Linked DNA regions of Mus musculus: region 1 is linked to region 2. Evidence: chromatin loops called from intact Hi-C (ENCODE). Cell type or tissue: gastrocnemius. All regions are shown on one strand. Links, peaks and the distances in the headings refer to the core of each region. The heading gives the core; the rest is flanking DNA. Region 1 overlaps Ppp2r3a (protein phosphatase 2, regulatory subunit B'', alpha). Region 2 has its middle 28 kb from the start of Gm28979.

What was found. Peaks named below come from ENCODE experiments on the same cell type or tissue, not always from the same donor. Only the 100,000 strongest peaks of a DNase experiment are listed, where the experiment ranks them.
Region 1: a loop joins it to region 2, with 8 times the contacts of the local background. A loop is called at or near these places in 16 of 42 quality-filtered maps.

Annotation. Positions count from the first base shown.
Region 1 is chr9:101,180,860-101,183,671 of GRCm38, forward strand. The region is part of intron 4 of Ppp2r3a (protein phosphatase 2, regulatory subunit B'', alpha); the gene reads right to left. Among named protein-coding and RNA genes, the nearest start is that of Gm24338, 41 kb to the right of the region's middle. In gastrocnemius, for the core only: a CTCF peak has its summit at 1,260 (motif pointing right); a DNase peak (open chromatin) is centred at 1,281; H3K27ac peaks cover 331 bases.
Region 2 is chr9:101,312,762-101,315,573 of GRCm38, forward strand. No RefSeq gene overlaps it. Among named protein-coding and RNA genes, the nearest start is that of Gm28979, 28 kb to the right of the region's middle. In gastrocnemius, for the core only: a CTCF peak has its summit at 1,437 (motif pointing right); a DNase peak (open chromatin) is centred at 1,451.

The sequences.
Region 1 (2,812 bases), core at 128-2,627, 130 kb before region 2:
GAATTCCTCACCTCCAACCATAGTTCCATAGACCCTGACAGAAAAGTCAAAGCACTGAAAAAGCAAAACAACTACTTTTTCCTGGACTTTGTTTTTTATGTTTGTTAGTTTTTGTAAAAATGGTGGTGCTAAGCCAGGCAGAGGTGGCACATGACTTTAATGCCAACACTTGGGAGGCAGAACTAGGGCAATCTTGGTGAGTTTGAGGCCAGCCTGGACTACAGAACTAGTTCCAGGACAGCTAGTTCCAGGACAGAAACCGTGTCTTGAAAACAAAACCCAGAACAATAACAATAGGGAAAAGGGTGCTACTCAGACTTTGTTTTCTGGGTTTGAAACTTTGGGGTCATTTAATTTTTTCTTATCATCTATATCTAATTATTAACTCCAGATTTTCTGATTTTCCTTCATTAATCAAATTGATTATTGAATGCAAACTGTATGTCAGGTATTTTATCTGGCCTTGAATGGGTTTGGATAAAAGAAAATGAGATAGTTTTATTCCCTATAAGGAATGTACAGTTCAGTGTTTGGTTTCCAACAGAATCATACGACTGTGGAACCACTGCGGTATTGAGTAATGAGTACAGCTGTCATGAAAGCACAGAGCAGGCCCGTGAGATTTCCAGCAGAGAAAAATAGGAAAGAAAGAAGTGTTGTGGTGAGGAGGGCCGCATGCACAGATGCCTGGTGAGAGAGTCATTACAGCGTCTGGGCAACACCCAGTGCAGAGCTCGTAAGAGGAGGGGAGAATTTAAGGTGCTTGTTCTAAATCCAGCCCAAAGGCACTCTGACAGCAGGGAAATGATTTCCTTATGCTTAGGACTTCACTATTCAACTTCAAATTCTATACAGCTCTCACTAACAGAGTAAGCCAGGATGCATGTGTCTATGTCAAAATATTGTAATTCTATATTATCACCTTCTAGTTATTCTTTGTGCTTGAATACTTTTTGGTCTTAAAATATGGTATCTTATATTGCAGCCCACACTATGCAGGAATTCATAGCAATCTTCTTACATCAGCTTTCAAAGTGCGGGGATTACAGGCATGAACCCTTATGCTTGGCTTAAACATTTTATATAAAATACTCAAACTGCTTGCTATGAAGGGTGAAAATCACAAAAAACTTCAAAAACTCAAATCCCATTCCTAGGGATGGTAACTCAAACCATCATTCACTCACTCAGTGTTCCTAAATACTCACCCTTGAGCCTGCCTTACAGAATCTGACTTTTAAATGGCATTTAAGAGGAGGTCCCACTAGAGGGCGCCCACACCATTTTAGTAACTGACAGTGTACACTCATTCAGTAGGACTTTCCCACCGAGGGATTGGAATGCTGCTGGTGCCCTGTAACTCCCTTGGTGAGCAGTTTCTGCAGACTTGCCCATCATGACTTTCTGTTCCTTTACTCTTCTGCAGAAGTTGCTTTCCCTCAGAGATGGCAGCTCATTTCAATGGATGGATGTGACTGCGGGGGCCATTACTGCTGTGCTGCTCTGTCTACCCTCTCAGAGACAGTCTCAATTAAAAGCTGGCTGCGACTTTCCCAGTAAACATGTAAATCTAACTAGACACAAGTTGTGCTTTGCTATAGTCAGCCTCCGTTACTCATGCTGTCCTGGAATATTAAAAATATAATATCAACAGATTCTGTTTAGATATGATATCTCTTCTGCTAGACTGTTTCCTATTTATTTTTAATCTCCAGTTTGTTTACAGTTTGCTCTTAATCAACACTCACATCTTGCCTTTTTCCTAGACTGCTAGGTAGTTTTTGGCTAACAATACTGAGCTCACTGACTAAAGAGGCCTCTGACAAGGGCCATGTGGGTTATTTAACCCTTTACATTCTAGTTCATGTTACAGATGAGGACTTCTCAGGGCCAGGCATCTACCTGGATAGATAGTTGAAAGAAGAAAGGAAGAGAGTTGAAGAAGCCCAATCATCTATAAATTTAAATTCTTAAATCTTACTACTGGTTTTTACTGGTTTTATATTCTAATTAAACCCAAAATTCTCAGTTCAAATTCTGATTTTGCTACTGGGAAAGGAGTAGACGAAGCTGAGTTCTCTGTGATGTTTGTCTGTTTTTATGAAAGTCTGTCTATAGCCCTGGCTGGCCTGGGACGTGTTATGTAGACTGTGATGGGGGTTCCTACTATTCAGGCCTTAGGATCTTTTCCTGTTCCGTGTTCTAGATTTGGAGACTACCAAGGGAGAAGTTGGGAGGCAGGGTAGAAATGATATAAATATAGTACTCATGTATAAAATTCTCAAAATAATTTTATTAAATAAGAAAAAAACCACCCCAAGGGCAAATGCTTTTTCCTCTGTCAGTGCATGCTGCTCATTAGTACTTTTTTTTTGTCTTTCCTTTCTTTGTGCTACTTCTGGTTTTTTGGGGGGGAGGGGTTAGAGACAGGGTTTCTCTGTATAGCCCCGGCTGTCCTGGAACTCACTCTGTAGACCAGGATGGCCTGGAACTCAGAAATTCGCCTGCCTCTGCCTCCCAAGTGCTGGGACTCAAGATGTGCACCACTAGCTTTGAAGAAGTCTCTTACTTTTCCTCTCGCTGTAGTGTTGTCCAGTTGGTGTAGATTCCCCTAAGGCTCTTCAATTCCTTGGTATCTGAACAACTCAGAACCAATCCAGAAATACACTGGGACAATAGGAAGTACTTGTAACCTTTGGCTTGGGTGGAGTTCTGTAAAGAAGTATACTAACTGATAGTGTCTTGCATACCCTTACCACTTCAGTCCTAATACAATAAAGAATGTGATTTACTGTTGGAAATTTTAAGACCA
Region 2 (2,812 bases), core at 199-2,698:
TCTCTCTCTCTCTCTCTCTCTCTCTCCCTCTCTCTCTCCCTCCCTCCCTCCCTCTCTCTCTCTCTTTCTTTCCTTCTTTCCTTCCTTCTTTCTTTCTTTTTTCTTTCTCTCTCTCTCTTTGTCTCTCTTTCTTTCTCTCTCTTTCTTTTTTGAATTGAATATTTTATTTATTTATATTTCAAATGTTACCCCCTTTCCTGATTTTCCCCCAGAAGCCCCCCTATCCCATCCCCTCTCTTGCTTCTATGAGGGAGTTCCTCCACCCCTCCACCCACTCCCACCTCCCTGCCTTTGCATTCCCCTACACTGGGGCATCGAGCCTTCACGGGACTAAGGGTCTCTTCTCCCACTGATGCCCGACAAGGCCATCCTCTACTGTATATGCAGCTGGAGCCATGGTTCCCTCCATGTGTACTCCTTGGTTGGTGGTTTAGTCCCTGGGAGCTCTGGTTGGTTGATATTGTTGTTCTTCCTATGGGGTTGCAAACCCCTTCAGCTTCTTGGGTCCTTTCTCTAGTTCCTTCATTGGGGACCCCATGATCAGTTCAATGGATGGCTGTGAGCATCCGCCTCTGTATTTGTCAGGCTCTGGCAGAGCCTCTCAGGAGACAGCCATATCAAGGCTCCTGTCAACAAGCACTTGTTGGCATCCACAATAGTGTCTGGGTTTGATGACTGAATATGGGATGGATCCCCAAGTAGCACAGTCCCTGGATGGCCTTTCCTTCAGTATCTGCTCCACACTTTGTCTCCATATTTGCTCCCGTGAGTATTTTGTTCCCCCTTCTAAGAAGGACCGAAGTACCCACACTTTGAACTTCCTTCTTGCGCTTCATGTGGTCTGTGAATTGTATCTTGGGTATTCCAAGCTTTTGGGCTAATAACCACTTATCAGTGAGTGCATACCATGTGTGTTCTTTTGCAATTGGGTTACCTACTCAGGATACTTTCTAGCTCCATCCATTTGTCTAAGAATTTCATGAATTCATTGTTTTTAATAGCTGAGTAGTACTTTATTGTGTAAATGTACCACATTTTCTGTATCCATTCCTTTGTTGAGTATTCCTCTGATATCTGGGTTGTTTCCAGCTTCTGGCTATTACAAATAAGGCTTCTATGAACATAGTGGAGCATGTGTCATAGCATTGTTACATGTTGGAACATCTTTTGGGTATATGCCCAGGAGTGGTATAGCTGGGTCCTCAGGTAATACTATGTCCAATTTTCTGAGGAAACCACCAAGCTAAGATAAAAAACTCAGGTGACAGCAGATGCTGGTGAGAATATGGAGAAAGAGGAACACTCCTCCATTGTTGGTGGGATTGTTAAGCTGGTACAACCACTGTGGTAGCCTTTCTCTTGCAAAAAGTGAAAGCCTCCTGGGAAGAAAAAAAAAAAAAAAAACCACAAAGCCAGAATGACCACAAGAGGGCGCCAGTGTACCTTAAACAGCCTTTCTGACCAAAAACCTCTGGCAGGTTTGCCTTGCAGTGCCAGGGAAAGACAGAATGAATACACATGGGAAAGGAGTAGGGAGGGGAAAAATCGTATTGTTACATGTAACTAGAAAGCTTACCATATTTATGCATCCAGGGCCTCTTAAATACAGAAATCACAAGCACATTAGACGATAATAGGCAGGTAAGGGATTAGATTGAAAATACCTCAAATACGGATGTGAATAGGTCAGTAGACTTTAAAACAGAATAAACCTCACTTCGAAGCAAGGTAGCTATGGAAACATTACCAAAATTATTCTGTTACTCCATGGCTGCTGTGGGTTCTGCAGCCTGGAAATGCTGTCAAGGGAGGGCAGAATATTATTTTCTTATAAATAATACAACACAGGATCCTATATGGAAAGTTGGGAGAAATTAGATTTCAGAGGTGGAGATGTTTCAACAAAAATACCCAACAGCTTTAATTTGCTTTCTGATAACTTAGCTCTGGGTTTTCAGTTGTTAGGTTTTCTTCTACGTCTGCTCTTTGCTGCAGGAAGGGAGCCAGAGAGATGTTTATCGTCAGGTCTCTGGATATGTTCTACACACTCACATGCCTGCACATTTAACATGGCTTGCAGAACTCACCCATTTTCCTAGGTATGACTCATACGAGTGAACGGTCATAGCATTTACATGTCTCATTTGCCTGTGCAAGAGTAGGGCTGGGCTGTTTATATGAGGCCGTTGGTTTCTACCACTGATTCTCAGAGACCCTGCGTTGACTACCTGGGCTCTTGAATCTCTCAGCAAATTCCGACGAGCATATAGTGACCGTGAGCTTAGCTGTTCTATGGGAACATTGAGAGCACAGGTGCAGGTGAGGGCTAATGAAATAGGTTCACCTGGGATGGATAACCCTGGAGATGTGATAAGTCCCACGATGGTAGGAGCTAGGAATTGGAGATACACATCGATGCCATTACCAAGTTATGCTCCTATTCTGGACTGACATGTGTCCCTTTTCTCCAGAGGTTAGAGGAACCTCTGTGCCCCAAAGACACAGCAATCTGGAGTCAAATACATGCTCCAGAGGTCCAGATGTTCATATGTTCAAGGTCCCAAGGTTAAGAAGTAAGGTCTACCAGCACTCCTATCCACACCCAGATATTGGGGTATCTGCAGTAACACACTGGCCACAAAAAGGAGGAAAACCATGACGGTAAGAGGGAATGGTCACACACAGAGCAGGCCATGGCTTAACTTTGTAGAGAAAGACTGAAAAGAACCAATGAGTTCAAAGCAAAGCCCAGGGCCCACTAAATATCCAGACGATGGAGCTAGTAGGGATTTGTAGAGTCAAACTTGCCCTA